Regions from separate parts of the Homo sapiens genome. Here regions 2, 3, 4 and 5 are each linked to region 1. The links are chromatin loops, found by intact Hi-C in ENCODE. Cell type or tissue: B cell. All regions are shown on one strand. Region 1 holds the start of MIR589 (microRNA 589). Region 2 has its middle 47 kb from the start of RNF216. Region 3 overlaps RNF216 (ring finger protein 216). Region 4 overlaps RNF216 (ring finger protein 216). Region 5 overlaps RNF216 (ring finger protein 216).

Region 1 (5,000 bases):
GAGGGTGTGGCCTTATTTGGAGGCAGGTTTGTTGCGGATGCAAGGGAGTTAAGAGGAGGATGCATCCTGCATGATGGGGACTCTAAATCTAATGACTGGTTCCTTATAAGGCCAGGTGAAGGCACAGAGATACCCAGACACAGACAGAAGGCGGCCAGGTCACAACAGAGGCAGAGACTGGGGCCACGTGTCCACCAGCCAAGCAGTGCCAGGCGTGGCTGGCAGGCGCCCGAGTTCCTCCTCACCATCCTCAGAAGGAATGAACCATCCCTGCCCATAGCCTGATTTGGGGCCTCTGGGCTCCAGAATCGTGAGACAATAAATGCCTGTTGCATGAAGCCACTCAGTTTGTGATCAATTGTCCTGGCAGCCCCAGGATCCTAGCACAGATGCTGAGGGCAGCCACAGCAGAAGGCGCCACAGGCATGGAGATTCTTCCCTGGTAGGTGACACAAAAAGACCAAGTCACGGCGGGCATGGTGGCTCACACTTATAATCCCAGCCCTTCAGGAGGCCAAGGCAGGAGGATCACTTGAGCCCAGGAGTTTGAGAAGAGCCTGGGCGACATAGTGAGAGCCCAGCTCTACAAAAAGTACAAAAATTATCCAGCCATGGTGGCACGCACCTGTACTCCCAGCTACTCGGGAAGCTGAGGTGGGAGGATCGCTTGAGCCCAGGACTTCGAGGCTGCAGTGAGCTAGGATCGTGCCACTGCACTCCAAGCTGGATGACAGAGCAAGACAGTCTCGATCTGTTGCCCAGGCTGGAGTGCAGTGGCGTGATCTCAGCTCATTGCAAGCTCCCGGGTTCACGCCATTCTCCTGCCTCAGCCTCCCGAGTAGCTGGGACTACAGGCGCCTGCCACCGCACCCAGCTAATTTTTTGTATTTTTAGTAGAGATGGGGTTTCACCGTGTTAGCCAGGATGGTCTCAATCTCCTGACCACTTGCTCCACCCGCCTCAGCCTCCCAAAGTGCTGGGATTACAGGCGTGGGCCACTGCACCTGGCCAAAATTTTTTTTTTAAAAGAATAAAGGAAGTGTGGCTCATGAGAGACTGGTTATTTACTTTTGTGTGTGTGTGCGTGCGTGCGTGCGTGCGTGTGTGTGTGTGGAGACAGGGGTCTCACTATGTTGCCCAGGCTGGTCTCCAACTCCTGAGCTCAAGCAATCCTCCTGCCTCAGCCTCCCAAAGTGCTAGGATTATAGGCGTGAGCCACCATGCCTGGTAGTTAATTTTCTTTTAATTGATTTAAGCAGAAATTCTCAGCCAGGTGCGGTGGCTCACGTCTATAATCCCAGCACCTTGGGAGGCTGAGGCAGGCGGATCACCTGAGGTCAGGAGTTCGACACTGGCCAACATGGCAAAACCCTGTCACTACTAAAAATACAAAAATTAGCCAGGCAGGCCGGGCACGGTGGCTCATGCCTGTAATCCCAGCACTTTGGGAGGCCGAAGAGGGCAGATCACCTGAAATCGGGAGTTTGAGACCAGCCTGACCAACATGGAAAAACCCCATCTCTACTAAAAATACAAAATTAGCTGGTCGTGGTGGCACACACCTGTAATCCCAGCTACTCGGGAGGCTGAGGCAGGAAAATCGTTTCTACCTGGGAGGCAGAGGTTGCGGTGAGCCAAGATGGCACCATTGCACTCCAGCCTGGGCAACAAGAGTGAAACTCCATCTCAAAAAAAAAAAAAAAAATTAGCTGGGCGTGGCGGGGCATGCCCATTATCCCAGCTACTGGGGAGGCGAAGGCAGGAGAATTGCTTGGAGGCAGAGGATGCAGTGAGCTGAGATCACACCACTGCACTCCAGCCTAGGTGACAGAGCGAGACTCTGTCTCACACAAAAAAATAAATAAATAAAATTAAATAAATAATAAAATAAAACATCCAAATTGTCTTTATTTTTCTATATTTGTTTTGTTAAGCTATTCAGATTGTTTTTATTTAAAGATAGTAATAAAATGTTTTCATTACGTATATTTTAAATACCACCTCTCCCTAAAAAAATCCTAAAGTAAACAACCCTTTGCAGACCGGAAGGTGGGAAACGGGAAGGGGTAAAAAAGACGGTGCAGGCGCCGCACCTGCTGAGCTGCAAAGTCACCTCTGGATTTCTCTCCAAAGCAAAAGCAGGAGGCTCCAGACAGCAGGAGATGGAAACGGGGCGTTGGGCAAGGACGGTGCCGTCGTGTGGTCACTAGGTGGCGATGCGGCTCCGTGCTACCCGCCCCAGATCGCCCCGAGCCTCTGGGGTTAAAAACCAAGTCTGCAGAGCGTGGAAAAAAAACCTTTTTTCCACGAGATAACCACATCCACATTCTTCCGCCCCGGAGGAAGTCACCTGTCACAGGTGTTCAGGATGTGGCAGGCCCACGGGAGTGACTGGTCAGGCAGCGGGCCTGGCACGTCTAAAGCTTCCTAGGCTCCCACAGCACGCCGCCTGGGGCACGGCACCCAGGACGGTGGCAGAGCTGACCTGACTCGAGTGACCGGCAGCGTCTGCAGGGAGGATGGGGACGAGGAAAAGGCTCCCACTGCGCCGGGCCTCACCTTTGAGTGAGGATCCAGCCTCCCCATTCTGCTCCCTGAGGGGGCACCTGGGTCTCCTGGTGACTCTGTGGGCATGAAAGGTGCTGAGCTCACAGTGCGGGGGCTCCCATCTGGCCACCCACTGCACGGGCCGTGAGAGCAGCACCCAGGCCTCCGAGGTGTCCCTAGGGTGGCTCCGGGGCCTGGCTCTGAAAAGGATGGCCCGCTTCTGCCCAGACGCTGCCCTGGTCACGCTCACAGCAGCCCGGGTGACTCAGGGTGACACGCTCCCCCGCCCTCCACCGCAAGCAGGGCTTAGCTGGTCTAGGGAAAGAAGGTGTCTTTTCTGCCCAATTTGTAATCCCCTTACTACTGAGGTGTGTCCAAGTCCCAGCCAGAGCGACTCCTTCCTGCACCACCCCCTCCCTGCCAGGAGCCCCAGCAAGCACAAAGCTGGGGGTCACGGTGTGGGGGCTGCCAGTGGCAGCAGGTGGCTGGCGTGGGATTCCAAGCTCTGCCACCAAAGAGACTCCGGCCGCCCCAGGATGCGGCCTCGGAGCATCGTGCCAGCCTCCAGGGATCCCAGCGCCGTTTCCTCTGCACAGCTCCTGCCCACGGGCAAGCGAGTGCCACCTGCTCCTTCCACTGCAGCGTCCGGGCTCCCTTGCCGCAGAAGGCAGGAATCCAGAGGAACGGGGCCAGCTGGCAGCGTCTGGGAACCGGCATTTGTTCTGAACAGGCAGTACCCAGCTCAGAGCAGACGTGGTTCTCAGGGGCTGCTGGGCACAGGCTGGAGTTTGTCCACAGAGATGGCATTATGAGCAGGGTCGGTCTCTCAGGCTGGCCCACAAAACCCACAAAACCCACAGAACCCGCAGGCCTCTCCGCGCCTTCTCCATGGCCCTGCTCCTGAGGAAGGCCCTTGGCCACGGGGATTCCGTCCCAGACTCCGGAGGCCATCGGGGACCATGAAATCACGCTGACCTCGGGAGGCCGGAGACAAGCAGCCATGTGACCTAGGCAAGTTCATGCACTCTCTGGGCCTTACTTTCTTCATCCATTAAGTGGGTACAACTGTGTCGACACTCAGAGGTTGTTGAGAATATCAAAGGGGTCAAGACCTGTACACCCATGAAAAGCACCTGGCAGAGGTCACATGAGCCCAAAGGTCCCCTCCACCCGCGGTGGCTGCCGTCACCTCTGCCTCTTGCTTCCGGAACACCCCCTCCCTCCGGCCAGTGCCTCCCTTGCTGACAGCCTCTGCTCGGTCTCCCTTCCACATTCTTCTTCCTCTTCCTGGCCAATCCTTGTCACGTGTGCCCCAGCCCAATCCGTGGGCTCACCTGGATCCATAGGTGGCTAAAGGCCACCTATGAGCTGAGGACGCCAAAGCAACTCTCCCAGGCCAGACCTCAGCCTGGACTCAGGGCTTGGCTTAGGCCCATCAACTAGGAGGCCACACTTAACAGACTCTCCGGACCGGGCACAGTGGCTCACACCTGTGATCCCAGCCCTTTGGGCGGCCCAGGCAAGAGGATCACTTGAGCCCAGGAGTTCAAGACCAGCCCGGGCAACACAGCAAGACCCCGTCTCTACAAAAAATACAAAAAACTAGCCAGGCGGCCGGGCACAGTGGCTTACGCCTGTAATCCCACCACTTTGGGAGGCCGAGGTGGGCGGATCACCTGAGGTCAGGAGTTCGAGACCAGCCTGGCCAACATGGTGAAACCCCGTCTCTACTAAAAATACAAAAAAAAAATTAGCCGAGTATGGTGGTGGGCACCTGTAATCCCAGCTACTCTGGAGGCTGAGACAGGAGAATCGCTTGAATCCAGGAGGCAGAGGTTGCAGTGAGCTGAGATCATGCCATTGTACTCAAGCCTGGGTGACAGAGTGAGACTCTGTCTCAAAAAAAAAAAAAAAAAAAAACTAGCCGGGCATGGTCGCATGTGCCTATAGTCCCAGCTACTCGGGAGGCTGAGGTGGGAGGATCACCTGAGCCAGAGAAGGTCGAGGCTGCAGTGAGCTGTGATCATGCCACTGCACTCCGGTCTGGGAGACAGAATGAGACCATTTTTAAAAAAAAAAAGTGGGAAAGCCCAAATTTTACATGCATTTTGCGTCAAATTTCTAAAGCAGGGAGATTCTGAAAAGTCGCCCGTCTGGTTCTCAAAGCAGTCGCCCGTCCTGGTTCTCCAGGATGCCTGGGTCAGAGCATGAATAACCACCCCGCTCCCCACGCACGGAGCCTCGCAGTGGCTCGAGCTGAGAATCAAAGCGGCCGATCCAGGGCCTGGTGACTCCACCAGACAGGAAATACAGAGGCTTCTAGCAATCTGCTCTGCCATTTGAAAGTCCTGGGTTTGATCCTGCGCTTCTCAACCCAACACTAACAGGTCTGCAGTGGGAGGAGGTCGAGAGGGAGGGTGGCGCCAAGCTGGCTGCATGGCCGGGGGACTCCA
Region 2 (5,000 bases), 330 kb after region 1:
ACACCTGTAATTGCAGCACTTTGGGAGGTCAAGGCGGGTGTATCACATGAGGTCAGGAGTTGGATACCAGCCGGGCCAACATGGTGAAACCCCGTGTCTACTAAAAATACCAAAAAAAAAATTAGCTGGGCAGTAGTGGCACACGCCTGTAATCCCAGCTACTCAAGAGGCAGAGGCAAGAGAATCGCGTGAGCCTGGGAGGCGGAGGTTGCAGTGAGCCGAGATCACGCCACTGCACTCTTGTCTGCGCGACAGAGTGAGACCCTATCTCAAAAAAAAAAAAAAAAAAATCAAACCTTGACCATATCTGAAATTGTCTTTTTCATGCCTTCTCTTGCTCAATTGTGCCTGGAATCTGGTCGATTTTATTAATTTTAAATACAAACCAGTTATTTTATTAGTTTTAATAAGACCTTTCCAAAAATTGATTTTTTTTCTTTTTAACTTATTACTGTAGTCCTAATATATGTGTTAAATAAAAAGAATGAAACTTAATGACATTCAGCTCAGGTGGTTAGCATAGAAAAGAGAATAGGGGCTGGGCATGGTGGCTCATGCCTGTAATCCCAGCAATTTGGGAGGCTGAGGCAGGCGGATCACGAGGTCAGGAGATCGAGACCGTCGTGGCTAACACGGTGAAACCGCATCTCTACTAAAAGTACAAAAAATTAGCCGCGTGTGGTGGCAGGCACCTGTAGTCCCAGCTACTCGGGAGGCTGAGGCAGGAGAATGGCGTGAACCCGGGAGGCAGAGCTGGCAGTGAGCCGAGATTGTGCCACTGCACTCTAGCCGGCGCGACAGAGCGAGACTCCCTCTCAAAAAAAAAAAAGAAAAAACAAGCTCAAACCCCCGAAAGTAAAAGCATATGAGGAGAAATTAAAAGGAAGAGACGAACATATACTCTGTTTTATGGAATTAAGTGTTTTCCCACTTAAAAAAATAGAGCAAGTTAAAACAAAAAAAATTTCTGCCACAACGTATCACCTGAATCTAATCATGAGACATTAAACCTAAATTGAATAATTTATTTTTTTTTTCTTTTTGAGACAGTTGCTCTGTTGCCCAGGCTGGAGTGCAGTGGTGTGATCTCGGCTCACTGCAACCTCTGCCCCCCGGGTTCAAGTGATTCTCCTGCCTAAGCCTCCCCAGTAGCTGGTATTACAGTCACCCACCACCACACCTGGCTAATTTTTGTAGTTTCAGTAGGGACAGGGTTTCACCATGTTGGCCAGGGTGGTCTTGAACTCCTAATCTCAGGTGATCCACCCGCCTTGGCCTCCCAAAGTGCTGGGATTACAGGCGTGAGCCACCACGCCTGGCCTGTTTTATTTTCTAATAGAGACAGGAGTCTCGCTATGTTGCCCAGGCTGGCCTTGAACTCCTGGGCTCAAGGGATCCTCTCACCTTGGCCTCCCTGAGTGCTGGGATTACAGGTGTGAGCCATTATGCCTGGCCCCAGTTGTTTGAATCATAGCCGAAGTACATGCAGATTTGTAGTGATTTAGAGATCTCTTGCTGTACATACCTGGGAAACTGCACCCAACATCTGCTGGCCATGTATAAGACAAACCATGTGGCTTTCAAGACCCCAAGGCTAGCTGGGCACGGTGGCTCATGCCTTTAACCCCAGCACATTGGGAGGCTGAGGCAGGCGGATCCCCTGAGGTGAGGAGTTCACGACCAGCTTGGCCAACATGGGGAAACCCCGTCTCTACAAAAATTCAAAAATTAGCTAGACATGATGGCAGGGGCCTGTAATCCCAGCTACTCGGGAGGCTGAGGCAGGTGAATTGCTTGAACCCGGGAGGCGGAGGTTGGAGATCGTGTCACTGCACTCCAGACTGGGTGACAGAGCAAGATTCCATATCAAAAAAAAAAAAAAAAAAAAAGACCCTAAGGCTCTCAGAGATACCCAGGAGCTGTCCCTGCCCCCTCTCCTTCTGGGTAATGGCCCCCATGCCACAGCCCTGGGATGGCCTCTAACCTGAGGGCCTTCCTGCCTGCACAAAGCCTCGCCCAGGTGTGTACTCTGCCACCTTGTGGTGGGACCTTTTTCATCAGCCGCCTGCATAAATGTGGTAAAATGTTAATATTTGGGAGATGTAGATGAGAAGGGTATTTGGAAATTCTTCATACTATTCTTGAGACTTTCTTTTGAGTCTCAAGTCACTCAAGTAAAAAGTTAAAAAGAAAAAGCTAAAATTACTTATTGGAAAGGATTTGTTAAAAACAAACAAAAATTTGGTTGTATTTAAAATGAATAAATTTAGACAAACTTCAGTCTGCACTGGTCGAGGGAGAATAGAAATCGGCTATTTTAGAATGGAAGAGATGATTTCAGATACAGTAGATAGATTTTTTTTTTTTTTTTTTGAGACGGAGTCTTGCTCTGTCGCCCAGGCCGGAGTGCAGTGGCGTGATCTTGGCTCCACCGCAACCTCCATCTCCCTGGTTCAAGCAATTCCCCTACCTCACCCTCTGGAGTAGCTGGGATTGCAGGCGCACGCCACCATGCCCGGCTAATTTTTTTGTATTTTTAGTAGAGATGGGGTTTCACTATGTTGGCCAGCCTGGTCTCAAACTCCTGACCTCAGGCAATCCACCCACCTCAGCCTCATGACTTCAGGCAATCCGCCTGCCTCAGCCTCCCAAAGTGCTGGGATTACAGCATGAGCCACCATGCCTGGCCTTTTGTTTGTTTGTTTGTTTTTTGAGATGGAGTCTCCCTCTGTCGCCCAGGCTGGAGTGCAGTGGCATGATCTTGGCTCACTGCAATCTCCACCTCCTGGGTTGAAGCGATTCTCCTGCCTCAGCCTCCCCGAGTAGCTGGGGCTACAGGCATGCGCCACCATGTCCAGCTAATTTTTTTTTTTGTAGTTTTAGTAGAGACAAGGTTTTACCATGTTGACGAGGCTGGTCTCAAACTCTTGACCTGAGGTGATCCACCCACCTTGGCCTCCCAAAGTGCTGGTATGACAGGTGTGAGCCACCGCACCTGGTCAGTAGATGTTTATAAAAAGTGAGATGTTACTATAAATCATTTAATGGCATAAATCTGAAATTAAGACACATTTGTAGAAAATTGTAAATTGCTAAAATTGACTGACATATACAAAACCCAAATAAACCACTTACACATGTCGCAAAAGTCTTGAAGAGAGTTTGATAAAATTCCTAAAAAACATACAGGCTTGGTATTTCTTTGGGAATACTTTTGAGTATGGATTCATTTCATATTTAGTGTATTTAGTGGTTTAAATATTTTTTTGCATTCTTTTTATTTTCTAATTTTATTTTTTGAGTCAGTGGGATCTATGGAATGTATGTATTTTTCTTTTAGTATTCAGGATTGCTTTTGATGCTTGCCTTTTTTTTTTTTTTTTTTTTTTTTTGAGATGGAGTTTCACTCTGTCACCCAGGCTGGAGTGCAGCAGTACAATCCCGGCTCACTGCAACCTCTGCCTCCTGAGTTCAAGTGATTCTCACGCCTCAGCCTCCCAAGTAGCTGGTATTACAGGCACCCACCACCACACCTGGCTAATTTTTGTATTTTTAGTAGAGACAGGGTTTTCCCCATGTTGGCCATGCTGGTCTTGAATTCCTGGCCTCAAGTGATCCACCCACCCTGGCCTCCCAAAGTGCAGGGATTATAGGCGTGAGCCACTGTGTCTGGCCAAAATTGCTATATATCTATGTTTTTGTTTATTTACTAGACAGGAGTGTAGCCATGAACAGTGTATAAGATTGCTTTGTATGTTTATCACCTTTGCCTATATTTCTTTAGGGGTTGTCTTTCTCATTTATTTTTAGCATATATTTTATATATAAATTCACTTTGTCTTATGAACACTGCAAAAATCTTGAGTAGAATGTGGTAAAATTCCTGGTGTTTCCCCAATGGCTATATTTTTTAAGATGAATCCATTTCATTTAATGTTGAGTGGTTTATTCTGGTTTTCTGTTTGTCAGTCAATTTTAGTAATTTATATTTTCTAGAAAAGTATCCCATTTAATTTTGAATTTATGGCAATTGTTTATACTGATCTTACAATTATAAACCTCGACCGTATCTGAAATTGTCTTTTTCATGTGCACAAATGGTTTATCTTTGCCTTCTCTTACTCAATTGTGCCTGGCTTCCGGTCAATTTTATTAATCTTAAATACAAACCAATTACTTTATTAGGTTTAATCAAACCTTTCCAAGAATTGATTTTAGTTTTTTCTTTTTAATGTATTATTAAAGTCCTAATACCTTTTTTTTTTTTTTTTTTTTTTTTTTTTTGAGATGGAGTCTCGCTCTGTCGCGCAGGCTGGAGTGCAGTGGCATGATCTCGGCTCACTGCAAGCTCCGCCTTCCGGGTTCATGCCATTCTCCTGCCTCAGCCTCCCGCATAGCTGGGATTGCCAGTGCCTGCCACCAAGCCTGGCTAATTTTTGTGTGTGTGTGTGTGTGTGTGTTTTTAGTAGAGACTAGGTTTCACCATGTTAGCCAGGATGGTCTCGATCTCCTGACCTCATGATCCGCCCACCTCGGACTCCCAAAGTGCTGGGATTACAGGAGTGAGCCACTGCACCCGGCTAGTCCTAATACATATGTTAAATACAAGGAGTGAAACTTAATGACATTTAGCTCAGGTGGCTTCCACAGAAAAAAGAATAGGGAGCATCTACCCCCATTGTCCAGTCTGTGTCTTCCAGAAAAAGATATTTAAAAAAGAGAAAAAAAGAGCAAAACCCCAAAGGTAAAAGAGAATGAGCAGAAATTTAAAAAGAAGGGAGGAAGATGGCCAGGCGCGGGGGCTCACGCCTGCAATCCCAGCACTTCGGGAGGCCGAGGCAGCAAGATCACCTGAGGTCAGGAGTTCAAGACCAGCGTGGCCAACATAGTGAAACCCCATCTCTACTAAAAATACAAAAATTAGCTGGGCGTAGTGGCACGTGCCTGTAATTCCAGCTACTTGGGAGGCTGAGGCAGGAGAATCACTTGAACCCAGGAGG
Region 3 (5,000 bases), 180 kb after region 1:
ATTCTTATCCCTCTGCACACACGCTAGGTTCTGCACAGACAAGAATTAGAAGCCCCAGAGGGGACAGGCTTTCCTGGGCCATATCCCAGGGGACAGGGGAGGTGTGACTTTGGCATGGTGTAGTGGCTCATGCCTGTAAATCCCAGCACTTTGGAACACTGAGGCAGGAAGATCACTTGAGGCCAGGAGTTTGAGACAAGCCTGGACAACAAAGCAAGACACCCTCTACGAAAAATAAATTTAAAAAAATTAGCTGAGTGTAGTGGTGCCCACTTACAGTCCCAGCTACTCAGGAGGCTGAGGCAGGGGGATTGCTTGAGCCCAGGAGGTCGGGCTGCAGTGAGCTAGGATCACATCACTGCGCTCCAGCCTGGGTGACAGAGCAAGACCCTCTCAAAACAAACAAACAAACAAACAAACGAACAAAGGAGCAAGGTCATGAAGCCTATAGCGCTAACTCTATTCAAATTCTTTTTTTTTTTTGAGGTGGAGTTTCGCTCTTGTTGCCCAGGCTGTAACGCAATGGTGCGATCTCAGCTCACTGAAACCTCCGCCTCCTGGGTTCAAGAGATTCTCCTGCCTCAGCCTCCTGAGTAGCTGGGATTACAGGCATGCACCACCATGCCTGGCTAATTTTGTATTTTTAGTAGAGACGGGGTTTCTCTATGTTGGTCAGGCTGGTCTTGAACTCCTGACCTCAGATGATCCGCCCACCTCAGCCTTCCAAAGTGCTGGGATTACAGGCGTGAGCTACTGCGCCTGGCCCTCTTCTTTTTTCTTTTTTTTTTTGAGACAGAGTCTTGCTCTGTTGCCCAGGCTAGAGTGCAACGCGATCTCGGCTCACTGTAACCTTCGTCTCCCAGGTTCAAGTGATTCTCGTCTCAGCCTTCCAAGTAGCTGGGACTACAGGCATATGCCACCAGGCCCGGCTAATTTTTTTGTATTTTTAGGAGAGATAGGGTTTTGCCATGTTGGTCAGGCTGATCTTGAACTCCTGGTCTCAAGTGATCGGCCCGCCTTGGCCTCCCAAAGTGGGAGGCATTGACCACCGCGGCCAGCCTCAAGTTCTTTCCATGCCAAAGAAATTTCTTTCTCTCCAGCTATATACCTTATAATTTTATGCAAACTTTTAACACAAAACAAAGCTGCCCTTAAAAGTGCTGACGGCAGTTGCAAAAAGTATGATTCTGAACCAAGTCAAGCCCCATCTGTGAGAACTGTCGCTGGGGAACCCCACCGAGCTGCACCTGCATTGAGTACTCAGGCCAAGCCAGTGGCCTCTGCTTCCTCACAGTCTCCCGTCCGTCCTGTCTGCCTGGCTGTGTGACCAACACAGCTCTCATGGGGCTCCTGGCACACAAAAGATACCTGGACATTAGAGGGGCACCACAGGGGAATACACACACAATTGGGAGGAGCAGCTTCCGGCTGAAAAGTCTGGGCCCCCTATGCCCCTATTCTTAAGGAATAATGGCATTTCCGGCCTAACAACTGGGAGAGAAAGAAAACTCCTAAACATACAGTGCAACCTGAGCCACGACACAGAAAAGCCACTGGACTCAGGTTCCAAGCACTTCCTCTCTGGTCATTGTCCCAGGCTAGATTCAAGGCTGGCCCTGGGTCTATGACCAGGTGTGCATCCAGCTGGGGCACTTCAAAATGGGACCAGTGAACACTGGACATAACCTCATCCAAGGCCCATTATTTCCCATAGGGAAGGGTTATTGTTCCTTAAAAGCCAAACCAAACCAAAACCCACCAACCACATGAAACGAACCTCGTAAGAGAACTAACTAGTGGCCTGACCTAAGAGAAATACCACTACAGACCACATACATCTCCCTTGTTTTTAGGGCACTCTGACGTATGGTTTACATAGTGTGGAAAACAGAAGTGATTTCATTTTCTAATGGCATTAATTCTAATTTGTCCAGGTGTTAATTTTAGAGCAAACACATGTGATTTAGAGACTGCTCAGCACGTGCTTCTGCAACATCAGCCAAGGAGTCGCTATCTGCTGTTGTCTTTTGCTTCTGGATGTTACATGCTCTACTGTATGGGTGGTCTGGGCAATGCCATCTGCGTTCACTAAAGGTGGGCACTAGGTAAATTATCTCCATTGTAAGACTGGACTACTAATCACAGAACCATATTCTTTTGGTTTTCTTGCCATTTTCTCAGGCTTTCCTCTATAAAAGGAAAACAAAAAGGAAAACTAGAAGAAAAAATGAAATAAAAGATCCAAGCCATATCGAAAGGCCACTTATATGGCTTCTGGTAAATTATAATAATGGCAAACCCTTACAAAGGGACCATCCTAAGCACTTTGGGCTTAACCATTTGTCTGTCTTTTATATTTGTGTTAGCATCCTCAGATTGGAAAGAACTGACTAAGAACAGGTCTGGAATTACCATTCAATCGCTATGAGAGTAGGTGAATCCCCTTCCAGTCCTGGCCTGACCTCATTCTCCACTTCCTGTGCAGAGTCCTGGGAGTGTTGCTCAGGAAATCCTAGGAATCAGAGTCTGCCCAAGGGGAAGGGTTGTCTATGCAGAGACCATTAGAGTAACTAAATCAGAATCCAGTAGAATCAGGGGAAGGAGGATACTGGAATGTAAGGGAGCTAGAAAAACAGCTCTTTGCTCTCTTCCAGGTTCCTGGTTTACATACACAGCCCCAGCCCTGTTATTACACACCCACACTCTTAACTGGAGCAGTAAGACCACAGTGATCTTTCCAGGGGGTAACCAGATTTTGCGACTGTTCTTGGTATTCTACCTTCTCCTACACACCTGTCTTCGTCTTGGTGGTACTGAGGTTTCCTCCCAGTTCAGAGATGTGCACTCCAATGCCTGACGCCCCACTGTGGAGCCAAAGGGCCCCGGCTACATAAATTTGCCAATACTCAGGCATGTGCCCAAATCTAGGTTTACTTCTGAGGCTCTGGGGCCCTCTGCTGACCGCCTGCTGTAACTTTTAGCTCCTCACCAGACCAATAAGAAAACCAGTCTGAAAAATCTTCCCATTTTACTGCCATCTACAAGACTTTCAATTATGTTCTCTGAGCTTCTGCAATGTCAATATATTACCTGCGTTTCATAAACAGGATCAGAAGAATGTTAAGGCTGACAGGCCCTGGGCAGGGAACTAACCATCGCCAAGGACTGACCTACGTTACCACCTCCCCAAGCGCAGAGAAAAATGAGATTCAGAGATTCATGCCACCTGGCGTCCCCACATGACCTGGTGGTCAGGAAAATGGCTCTGGGCCCGCCTGAGTAGTCCACCATGGCTACTTACTAAAGTGACCTCAGGTGAGTGACCTCACCTCTCCCAGCTTCAGCTTCCCTATCTATAAAAGGAGTGCTTATAAGGAGGCCGGCACTCGTAGTGACAAATATCAACTGCTGCTCTGCCATGGCTCCAGTCACAACTGTGCCTCCTGGGCCTGCTACCCTCCAAGCACGCTTCCAGGAAACCCTGCACTGTGAGAGCTACAGCAGTGGGACAAGCTGCAGAGGCTGCTCCTCACACAGAAGGTGACGGAGCAGATTTCTCGACTCCACTTCATCAGGGAAGACATGAGAGCTGGACTGGATAAATTAAGAGGCAAAGGTCTGCAGACAAGCTGAGGAGGCCGAGCTCCTAGAGAGGAAGTGGGGAGCATGGCTGGTTTATCAGTTGCTCTCCAATAACCCTGATCACACAGGGACTAGAAATGGCCTCAATAGAGCAAAGAGGAAATTTATGGGAGCCACAAGTGTAGAATATTTTAAAAGTTATTGAGTAAAGTTGTAAAATTTAAGAGTACAGAGATTAGATACAGTGGAATGAATAACAGCAGCAGCTACCATTTATTGAGTGCTTATGGATGAAACATCTTAGTTATCAAGTCATTTAATCCTCCTAACAGACTTTTCAGGAGGATCCTGTCACCCTCGGGTAGGGGTGGTGGTGGTGCGGTGGCGGGGGGGCGGTGCACACAGCTAACAAGTGGTGGGACAGGCATCTGAACATGGCCATGCTGCTCCAGCCAGCCCCTGCTAAAGGCACTGGACTAAGGGCCTGTTTGTCACCATCTAGTGACATATTTTGGGCAAATCCTTCAGCCCTAGAATGGTGCAGAACAGGGCAAGCTGTGGTCCGGCCAGCCTCACAAGGGGCTGGGTTGTGAGGATGCAGGCGCTGAGCGCACTGGTGCACACACACCGTAACAAGTGTAACGAGGCTGTTGGTGAGTCTGGGGGAATGCGGTGAAGCCTCTCAGCAGTAGGAGTGCTGACCAGAGTCCCTTGAGGGTCCTCCCTGCCTCACATTTCTGGAAGCCTAAGTGATCACCAGATGTGCAATTATTTGATAAGGCTTAGCTCCAGGCGCTATGACAACAGACACAAAATCAAAACCACTGAAATCGAGAGAATAGCCCTGTCATGGAATCTCCCATGGAATGTGCTACTGCAAGGAACAATTAAACAAAAAAAGAAAGGCAGGCACCACTGAGAGAAGAGCGTATCTGTGTGAGTGCCTGCATTTCTAACAACTGGCCCTGTGGGAATGAGCATCTTTAGACCCTCAGCAGGAGAGACTATCATGCTCCTCCAGGTCCCTCACCCGCCTTTCTGCTAAGCGGCCAGAGTCCCTGGGCAGGTGAGCCAGGCGGCTCCACAGTCGGCTTTAAGAAACACAATAGGGACCCTGTATGCACAGCGAGTCCCTTAGGGTCCTGGGAGTCTCTTGCTGGGATCATTACATCCTCAGTCCTCTGCTACCAGAATAATCATGTGACAAGCTAAATCTGATCATTTCACTACCCTGTTTAATGACCATGGATAGACTTCCTGCTGCAATCAGGAAGAAGTCCACGTTCTTCACACAAGGGACATCTCCCCCACGAGCTGGCCCTGAAGCTTCCAGCCTCCTCAGAGCTCGCCCTGGAAACACACGCTCCCCTCTACTTTAACACTCTGTGTCCTCTTCCGGAAGTCTCTTCATGCTCTAA
Region 4 (5,000 bases), 170 kb after region 1:
ACAGAGCGCTCAGAGAATCCAGCACCCACACCCCCTATGCCCTCAATGGCACAACATTTTGCCTAAGAATATCTCTTCTCCTCTGGCAACACCTACTCACCAGTTCTCCTTTCAAATACCAGTGGCTTGGGAAACCCAAATGACCCGGGAAGAGCTGGCACTTGCTCACTGGGCTCCCACAGCACTTAGCTTATGCGTTGTTACTGCACTTTTAGTGGCGTCTTGTAATTATCTGATTATGTCACATCTTTTCCAAATGCCAGGCGCTCCTTGCGGCAAAGATGACGTCCTGCTGGTCACTATGGACAGGCTTGGCATGGAGGGCTCAATTCATCCAATAAAAAAAAGTTCACTTGGCCAGGCATGGTGGCTTACGCCTGTAATCCCAGCACTTTGGGAGGCCGAGGCAGGTGGATCATGACGTCAGGAGATCGAGACCATCCTGGCTAACACGGTGAAACCCCCGTCTCTACTAAAAACACAAAAACAAATTAGCCAGGTGTGGTGGCGTTCGCCTGTAGTCCCAGCTACTCGGGAGGCTGAGGCAGGAGAATGGCCTGAACCCGGGAGGCGGAGCTTGCAGTGAGCTGAGATTGCGCCACTGCACTCCAGTCTGGGCGACACAGCGAGACTCCACCTCAGGAAAAAAAAAAAAAAAAAAAAAAGTTCACTTGAGGCCGGGCACAGTGGTTCGTGCCTGTAATCGCAGCACTTTGGGAGGCTGAGGCGGGCAGGTCACGAGGTCAGGAGTTCGAGACCAGCCTGGCCAACATAGTGAACCCTGTCTCTACTAAAAATACAAAAATTAGCCGGGTGTGGTGGCGCACGCCTGTAGTCCCAGCTACTCAGGAGGCTGAGACAGAAGAATCACTTGAACCCAGAAGGCAGAGGGTGCAATGAGCCGAGATCCTGCCACTGTACTCCAGCCTGGGCGACAGAGAGGGAGTCCGTCTCAAAAAAACAAAACAAAACAAAAAAACCCCAAAACAAAAAAAAAGTTCACTTGAGTGCCTATTCTGTGCCACATGGAGATGCGATGGAGATGAAGCCTGGAGAATTCCTGACCTGGAGGGGCTCGTAATCAACCACCGTACATCTCAGGTATCTTTGGATTTCTAGGGCCTAGCACTAGATTTGAGCGGCACAAGGTGCTGAATGTCTGAGCTGGAGGCTGGCAAGACAAAGCACATCTTCTCCATGCAGAGAGTTGTTTTTTTGTACTTTCCATGGGCAAAAAAAGCGTATCTATCTCCTCTCTGAAAGAACATTATTTCCTCCCTATTGGGTCTTATTTATAATTATGCCAAGTATTTTATGAGAAAATGAAATTATTAATATATACGACCCTTTCAGGTTAATTCATTACAGCTTCAGCCTTAAGGATGAGTTACTGTCCTTCCTTTCTTTGCTCCCTAATGTCTTTCCCCAATTTAATGAGTTAAACTACAAACAGCAGTTATTACCAAGCAGCTAATGACCAAATGCTTGCAGATGGTGTGAGAAAGTACTGCATATGTTTCAATTAGGATGTTCTTTGTTGATTTTCTCCTGTAGTTTCAAGACATGGAAGTTGATCTCTCTTCAATCAGGATAAAAGGAGCTCACAAACAGTAGACCCTGAAAATGTGTGCCCAAGAGAACTTCTGGTTTAGAGGGGTCAGGACTGGAAATGCGCATTCTGCCTGTGTCCCAGCCTGGCTCTCCCCAACACCCCCAGGGGCTGTGGAAGGCCAGTTGCCGCCCAAGGGTAGGCTGCACGCTTCCCCCACTGGCCAGCATTCTCCTCTGCACTCCCAGAAACAAGATAATCCAAACTGCCTGGGTCCAGTTCTTAAAGGACACACAAAATTCTTTTTTTTCTTTTTTCTTGAGATGAAGTTTTGCTCTTGTTGCCCAGGCTGGAGTGCAATGGCACAATCTTGGCTCACCGCAACCTCCACCTCCCAGGTTCAAGCAATTCTTCCTGCCACAGCCTCCCAAGTAGCTGGGATTACAGGCGCCCGCCACCAGGCCTGGCTAATTTTTGTATTTTTTAGGAGAGACTGGGTTTCACCACGTTGGCCAGGCTGGTCTTGAACTCCTGACCTCAGGTGATCTGCCCGCCTCGGCCTCCCAAAGTGCTGCGATTACAGGCACGAACCACCGCACCCAGCCAGGACACACAAAATTCTAACATGAATTCTTCTAACAGTGTCTTGTAATGATCTGATTATGTCACATCTAAGAAGCCAAGCTCACCATGCAGGGGATTCCTCTCTATCCTCAAAGTACAGTAAATCATCTCTCAAAGGAAGGAGAACCTTTACATTTCCAAATGCAGAAATTCAAATCTGGGAGTGGCCAAGTGAGAGCTCTGGGAACCATTACAAAGCCTCCCCCACCTCACTCCCTAGTCCTGAGGAAAGGGCTTCTTTGGGGAAGATTTCATGTTGTTCTTAAATATTTTTTGTTTTCATACACACCTCACCTACCATTTCTATGTACAGAACCAGGCTTTGAAAAAAGAAATCTTGAAGTGTTATTTCTGTGGATTAGAAAAGTTCTTTCCCTGAGCCACCAGGATTAGGTGACAAATTGGAATAGAAGCTTTATATGTGGTTTCTGTGCTAATGCTGCCCCCTAGGGATGGAAAGTTACAAGGCACCGAGACACCAGCTTGACTGCTCTGGGAGAGACCACACATAGCTGCCGGCTTTTTACTATACTATGGGGACCAGGGCTTCGAGGACAGAGTGGGAGGGTAAAGTCTTTCTGGAATAAATCAAAGTTCAATTTTATCTTTATCATAGTAACTACAAACAAAACTACCAATTCCCTTAGTTACTCAAATACAGACGACTGTTTCTCTCGAATGGCTGTTTAACAGAATCACCGAGACTATATCAGCAACGCCTAGGCAATGGCATCATGTGGACATTTATATAAAAATTCCAAGACCAAGGCCGGGCGCGGTAGCTCACATCTGTAATCCCAGCACTTTGGGAGGCCGAGACAGGCGGATCCCGAGGTCAGGAGATCGAGACGATCCTGGCTAACACGGTGAAACCCCGTTTCTACTAAAAATACAAAAAAATTAGCCGGGCGTGGTGGCGGGCGCCTGTAGTCCCAGCTACTCGGGAGGCTGAGGCAGGAGAATGGCGTGAACCTGGGAGGCAGAGCTTGCAGTGAGTGGAGATCACGCCACTGCACTCCAGCCTGGGCGACAGAGTGAGACTCCGTCTCAAAAAAAAAAAAAAAAAAAATCCGAAACCAGTATGTGAGCTCCTACTAAGGACTATGGGTCCTGCTCTGCAGTGGGGACACACATTAAGTGTAATATACAGTTAAGACATGATTGTAAGTGCTGAGGAGAAAAAAATAAAGGAAGAATGCACTGGGGTGGAGAGGGGGAAATAGTTCACGATTATAAACTGGTGGTCAGGGAAGGCCTCTCTGCGAAGGTGCATGTAAGTGAAGACTTAAGAAAGGCGAGGGAGAGAGTCTGGTGCTATCTGGGGGAAAGAATTCCAGGCACCAGGAACAGGGAGGAGCAGGGTGGGCAGAGCTGTAAGGTGGAGAGGAGGGTTGGGTTTGCAGGCTGCCTGGGGCCTGAGCCCAGAGTAAACAGATGCTGAAGAAGAGCCTCTGCAATGGCTGTGCATGAGGTTGATTCCCAAAGAACCCCACCTGCAGGGATCCCTTTCACGGGGAGCTCTCAAGCCTTCTGAGCTGCGCCTCTGAAGGTGGGGCCTCTCCCGCCTTCCTGCCGAGCTTCTCACAGCCTGGAAAGGGCAGGAGGGGAGGCTGTGACTAAGCCCCTTCCAAAGGATTTGCTCCCCATAGATGCTCCATACAATACAGGTTGTGGAACCGAAGTTACTACAGCAATGACTTTTTTTTTTTTTTTTTTGAGACAGGGTCTCATTCTGTCACCCAGGCTGGGGTGCAGTCAGTGGTGCCATCATAGCTCACTGGGCTCAAGCCTGGGCTCAAGTGATCCTGCCCCCTCAGTGCCCAGAGTAGCTGTGACCACAGGCACATGCCACCATACCTGGCTAATTTTTTGTACAGACCAGGTCTTGCTATGTTGCTCAGACTGGTCTCAAACTCCTGGGCTCAAAGGATGCACCCGCCTCGGCCTCCCATATGCTGGGATTACAGTTGTGAGGCACTGTGCCTGGCCAGCCATGACTTTTAAACTATAAACTGTGGCCCTATGGTGGGTTGTAAAGTCACTTCAGTAGATTATGACTAGTGGATTTAAAGTTAGAACAAAAATACTAGGGCACATTCCATGTGTCAAGTATTTGTTTTATAAAACTGTTTCTGTTCCACCTATATTTATTTATGTTTGGATGAAGCTTATGGTAATTTATATTTCTTACTATAGGTCACAAACAAAAAAGTTTAAAAGCCATTAATTTAGAATTCATTCAGAATTAAAGTTTCTTTAAAAAGGCACCAAAAGGCTCATTCTCACAATAGGAAGTCCCAAGGATCACTGCCAGGAACTGAAAACCAGCCCCATCTCTAGTTACCCTGGAGGTGACTCTGCTGATAAGGAACAATGCCCGGGAACCAGGGGAACCCCCCAGCCTTCTCCATCCTGCAGGAGCAGGGCCATGCATAGGAAGCAGATCTAATCATTTCAAACTGTCAAATAGAAACACTGTTATCACTTGGGCAGAAACAAGCCAGGCTGACCTTGTCTTTGCTCACTGCTTGGGCTACCTCTGGGCTTCCCAGGGTTTTGCTGGGAATCTTGGCCTGGCAGGAACAGCCAGCAAAACCAGCTCCTGCCTGCTGGAACTCCACTGTCAGCATGCCCTGGAAGAGAGGCTGCAGATTCCAGGAAGCCTCCTTCCAGGTAGGACAAAGACCATCTTGACACTCCTCCTCATGCCCAGGCTGACAACAGCTGGACTTAAAGTCACTGGATCAGATTGGGGAAAGGAGCCACTGGGGTCTGGGCATGGGATGGGAAGGAGGAAGTCGAGGCTTCATCCTGAGTCATTCAGCAG
Region 5 (5,000 bases), 210 kb after region 1:
TCAGGGAGGTCGGCGACATCTGAGGCCCCAGGTCGCTGCCGGGTTCTCGGAGCCCACGCTGACTCTAGACTTCCTTGGCTCTGAAATGCAGGTGGGTGTGGGCTCTGCCACCTGCCGGGGGGTCAGCAGTTGCCTCTGCGAGTTTCGAGGGGAGAAACCTGAGGGGCTGCAGCAGCCCTGCAGAGGGAGTGGGAGTGGCAGCATAGTCCATGTTCACTCACAGCTCCCAGCCTCCTCCAAGGCGGGCCAAGGGGAGAGGCAGGTGCTTCTACCATTAGCATCTGACATGAGGGATAAAGTAGCTGAAATACAGGGGTAAAAAACTATTTCCACAGGGCCAAGCAGAAACAAAAATAAAATTTTTATTCATATTGGCGTTTTGTTATAATGCGTATGTATTTTTACCTTTCCCTATTTCGGGTTGTCAGCTCTCTCCCTTCTGAATAATCACTGAAACAGCAAGCATGGTATTTGACTCTTAATGGGAAGGCAGGGTGGGAAGGGAGGCAAGCAACATTTGCCTTTTATTATTTTTCTTCTTCTTTAAAAGAATCTAACAAACACATCTACTCTATGCTGTATTTACTGTGCTTCAATAGCAGGTAAGGGAAGAGGATGTGCTTGCGTGTGTAATTAACCAAAACCTTCCCAGGATCAAGAAGTCTGTGATGAATAGATTCACTATGCTTTTAAATTTTAAAAAGTGAAATTTTAAAAAGTGAAAACTGACAGAAGTACTCAGACACAAGTAGAGTTAAAAATCCTGAAGCCTCCTTGCTATGACGCCAGCCCTGCTCAGTACGTGACGGAAGGGAGGCTCACAGGGATGGTGTCTGCGACCCACTCAGCTCTGCCATTTACCATCACCTGACTTTAAGCCAGTGTCTATTTTGTAGGGCTGCTGTGGGGACCAATATGAGCTGAGAGCTCTGCCAGGCACCCTACATGATATACCTGTAAGGGAGCGTCCTTCTGCGGCCTGAACCTGAAGCTCTTCAGAGGGACCCATGCTGGGCTCTGAAGAAAGTGACTCACCTTGGAGGAGCAAGGGCAGGTCACATTCCATGATGAGAAATTCTCACACCACCCTCCTTCATATTTGACTCACATCATGCAGCATGGACTTCCACTCCAGTAAATGAGTCCTCATTTGTGGGCTTAAAAATCTTTTTGTTACCCAGCTATTTGGTTCTTGTCAACGCTACTTCCTGAATAAAGGTCTTCCCTGATAGTAGGAACAAGTGGCCCAAGCTTCATTCATCTCTAGATAAATGTGAAGGCCGTGCTCAGCACAGGAGTCAGCTGACTGGCTGGGCCCCAAATTAGAGTGCTGTTAATAAGTGCCAACCACCCGCCATCACAGCTGGAGCTGCCCTGGCATTGATAGCTGGTCCACACTCATTTACATTCTCTTCACGCAGCCATGCAGCTACTGTAGGAGGCTGCAGATGCCTGTTTTTTAACCAACAAACTGGTTCACTGCAGATGTGAATTTTGGTTGTACTTCACGGCTGTAAAGTTAAAAACAGCAAATGCTACAAAGAATAGGATGGGAACCTAGAAAGGGCAGAAAAACAAGCAGGGAAGAAAGCTGGCAGGTGAGAAAAGATAAATAAATACAAGTGACATTGGGAAAAGATGGGTGGTTACACAACCACACACACATTTGCAGTTTCCACGAAAAGACTACACCAGATGTTCTTCAGTTACTCTGATTAAACTCTCACCACCTGATGGTCTCTCGTCGTTAGCGCTTGCTTCATGAGTGTGCCTAAACCTCCACCTTGTGGCCCTAAGTTTCTGGAAAACTTGACTTACACAGCTCTGAGTTTATAAAGCAAAGTTATGGCTGTGGCAAGGCAGAAAAGACTCAACAGTGAAACTTCTGACCCTAAGAATACATATTCCAGAAGCATCACCTTCAAATCTCCTTTTATGTAACACTCTTCAGTCTCACACCAAACACACCCAATTCATTCCTAAAAGCAGCACACTGAAAACAAACTAATGAATTCTTTATCTGAGAACACACAAGGGAGCTGAGAGCCTTGACAAAAGCATTCCATCATATCAATGAAACAAAGACTCTCTCCATTTCATCAAAGATACAGTGTCTTATTCTTCAGGGATTCCAGAGGACTGATTCCAGCCATTCAAGTCCTCCTCCAGAGGCCGTCTTATATTAATACGTTTATATTAATGCCGTATTAATATAAACGCCTCATTTCAGAGCGACAAGTTCCTGAAAAGCCAACTGGAATTTATATTACTGGCAAAGACACTGCAATGAGAAAGCAGGTGCCCTTAGTCTCACACGGGTCAAAATTAGCTTGTGGCTCATGTCTTAAATATCAGGAATCCTCAAGGATTAGCGACTGCTTTAGCCATCTTGCTACAAAGAATGGCATAAGGAGAATTTGCACAACTGAGAAAGGTAAAAGCGTATGCGCTAATAACATGGACTTCTTAGATAAAGTCTAAATGCACGTAGCGATTTGCTTTGGTACTGAGCCCAAAAGAACTGTGTCAATTCTGCTTACAAAACAGTGTTTTGCTGACACATACTTTTCAAACACCCAAGAGGAAGAAAACCCTTTCCTCATGGAGCATCTGTGCCACCTAGTGGCAACTCGTTCCACAGCCCACAAATAAGGACAGAAGATTAGGCATAAACTCTCCTTTCTCATCCAAAGGACAAGGTGGGGACTTCTCTCATTCCTCTGGTGGTCACTGAGCCAGCTCCACCAGGCCGTCACTGCCTCAGGTCCCCATATAACATTTTTCACTTTATTTTCCATGATGGGCCAAACACCTACAATCCTTACCCTAACATTAGAAACTAAAATGTGAATGCTGTTATCCATAGGTGAAAGTCAAGTTCTGAAACATACTGTAATCCATCATGTAATCATAACACACATTCTCTCCACTGCAAAACGTTGCTGAGGGGCATAAAAAGATGTGAATAAATGAAAAAACATACTTTAAACTTAGCATGGCCCAGCATTTCTAAGCTAATAATAATCTCCCTGATGGGCACCTTACCCCTCTCCTCCTCTTTCCTCCTTTTGCTGCTCATTTCAGACTCCAAAATCTTTTTCCAGCCTAGATCTCTCCCTGTGTTACTGACCCGGATCACTGATCTAGGGTCACTGATTTATGGAGCACCTACTATGTGCCAGGCATTGTAAAAACACGTACACACTGGATGTCTCCCCTAAAAACTCAACATGTCCAAAACAAAAGTAATCTCTCCTGAATCTTTTGGATTCCATTTCCAGTTTTGTAAACAGCATCATCAACTACATAGTGGTCCAAACCAGACACGCCTGTGAGACCTCTGGCTTTCTCCCCACCTTCACATGCAACATATCACCTTCTAATCCTCTACCTCTCAAATCTGCTCCTGTTCTCCAACTCCAAGGGCAGTTATGGTCCTTATGATCCTTATCAGTCAGGATGTGCTAGGTTATGCTGCTGGAACAAACTCAAACCTCAGTAGTTCAAAACAGACTTTGTTCTCACTCATGCTGCACATCCCTCTTGGCAGAGGGAAAAAATGAACCATATGCCCTTTAAAAAAAACTGCGGTAGGCTGGGCACGGTGGCTCACCCTGTAATCCCAGCACTTTGGGAGGCCAAGGCAGGCAGATCACCTGAGGTCAGGAGTTCGAGACCAGACGGACCAACATGGAGAAACCCCGCCTCTACAAAAATACAACATTAGCCGGGCGTGGTGGCACATGCAGGTAATCACAGCTACTCGGGAGGCTGGGGCAGGAGAATTGCTTGAACCTGGGAGGCGGAGGTTATGGTGAGCCAAGATCATACCATTGCACTCCAGCCTGGGCAAGAAGAGCGAAACTCCATCTCAACAAAAACTAAAACAAAACAAAACAAAACAAAACAAAACAAAACAAAACAAAACAAAACACCACTCTGGGAGGCCGAAGCAGGTGGAGGATTACGAGGTCAGGAGATCAAGATCATCCTGGCTAACATGGTGAAACCCCGTCTCTACTAAAAATGCAAAAAATTAGCCGGGCATGGTGGCATGTGCCTGTAGTCCCAGCTATTCAGGAGGCTGAGGCAGGAGAATCGCTTGCACCCGGAAGGTGGAGGTTGCAGTGAGCTGAGATTGCACCACTGCACTCCAGCCTGAGCAACACAGCGACACTCCATCTCAAAAAAAAAAAAAAAAAAAATTGTGGTGAAAACACACAATACAAAAACTACCCAATTAACACATTTTTAAGTGTACAGGGTCTGTTAGCAAAATGTTGTACAGCTGATCTCTAAACAACTTAATCTGGCATGACTGAAACTTCCCACTGCACAGTGACTCCCCACTTTGCCTTCTCCCAGCCTCTGGCACCCAGGGTTCTACTTTGTGTTTCTATGAGTCTGACTACTTTAGATCCTGCATTTAAGTGGAATCGTGCAGTATCTGTCCTTCTATGACTGGCTAATTGCACTGAACACAATGTCCCTCAAGGTGGTTTATCTGTGTTGTTAGTATGTGCCAGGAGTTCCTTCTTTTCAAAGGCTGCATAATATACCAAATTTTAACCATTCATCTGTTGACGAACATGTCAGTAAGTGGTTTCCATCTTGTGGCTACTGTGAATAATGCTGCAATGAACACAGGAACATGCTGAGATCCTTTCCCAAAGGATTTCAATTCCTTTCCACCGGCTGCCTTTTCACTCTGTTGATGGTTTCCTTTGCTGAAAGCATCTTAGTAGTCACTTGCCTGTTTTTTGCTTTTGTCACCTTGTTTTTGGTATTATACCCAGGAAATCATTGCCAAGACTGATGTCATGAAGCTTTCCACCTACGTTTTCTTCTAGTTTTTATAGTTTCAGGTCTTACACTTAAGTCTTTAATCCATTTAAAGAGTTGATTTTTGTGTTATGATATGAGATATGGTATCAGCGTCTAAGTTCATTCTTTTGCATGTGGATATTCAGTTTACAGAGCACCATTAATCAGAGACTACC

Evidence for each region. A loop is a pair of places that touch in the nucleus more often than their neighbours do. Peaks named below come from ENCODE experiments on the same cell type or tissue, not always from the same donor. Only the 100,000 strongest peaks of a DNase experiment are listed, where the experiment ranks them.
Region 2: a loop joins it to region 1, with 12 times the contacts of the local background. A loop is called at or near these places in 6 of 110 quality-filtered maps.
Region 3: it touches region 1 in a loop (8-fold over the local background); 102 of 110 quality-filtered maps call a loop at or near these places.
Region 4: a loop joins it to region 1, with 27 times the contacts of the local background. A loop is called at or near these places in 101 of 110 quality-filtered maps.
Region 5: it touches region 1 in a loop (18-fold over the local background); 90 of 110 quality-filtered maps call a loop at or near these places.

The regions. Positions count from the first base shown.
Region 1 is chr7:5,492,585-5,497,584 of GRCh38, forward strand. The region is part of intron 3 of FBXL18 (F-box and leucine rich repeat protein 18); the gene reads right to left. It overlaps MIR589 (microRNA 589), which reads right to left and starts at 3,333; the gene lies at 3,235-3,333. RefSeq lists enhancers at 2,477-2,556, 2,627-2,676. In B cell, CTCF peaks have their summits at 2,209 (motif pointing right) and 2,409; DNase peaks (open chromatin) are centred at 2,297 and 3,358; H3K4me3 peaks cover 446 bases; H3K27ac peaks cover 1,322 bases.
Region 2 is chr7:5,825,924-5,830,923 of GRCh38, forward strand. It overlaps the pseudogene ZNF815P. Among named protein-coding and RNA genes, the nearest start is that of RNF216, 47 kb to the left of the region's middle. In B cell, a CTCF peak has its summit at 2,024 (motif pointing left); a DNase peak (open chromatin) is centred at 2,038.
Region 3 is chr7:5,675,244-5,680,243 of GRCh38, forward strand. The region is part of intron 13 of RNF216 (ring finger protein 216); the gene reads right to left. The region is part of intron 1 of RNF216-IT1 (RNF216 intronic transcript 1); the gene reads right to left. Among named protein-coding and RNA genes, the nearest start is that of RNF216-IT1, 2.7 kb to the right of the region's middle. In B cell, CTCF peaks have their summits at 2,995 (motif pointing left) and 3,202; DNase peaks (open chromatin) are centred at 2,928 and 4,235; H3K4me3 peaks cover 575 bases; H3K27ac peaks cover 2,191 bases.
Region 4 is chr7:5,662,944-5,667,943 of GRCh38, forward strand. All of the region lies in intron 13 of RNF216 (ring finger protein 216), which reads right to left. It overlaps RNF216-IT1 (RNF216 intronic transcript 1), which reads right to left. Exons shown (of 3, transcript NR_046834.1): 2 at 3,667-3,761. Among named protein-coding and RNA genes, the nearest start is that of RNF216-IT1, 15 kb to the right of the region's middle. In B cell, CTCF peaks have their summits at 2,592 (motif pointing left) and 2,791; a DNase peak (open chromatin) is centred at 2,618.
Region 5 is chr7:5,702,035-5,707,034 of GRCh38, forward strand. The region is part of intron 13 of RNF216 (ring finger protein 216); the gene reads right to left. Among named protein-coding and RNA genes, the nearest start is that of MIR6874, 7.4 kb to the right of the region's middle. RefSeq lists an enhancer at 1-1,115. In B cell, a CTCF peak has its summit at 2,617 (motif pointing left); a DNase peak (open chromatin) is centred at 2,617.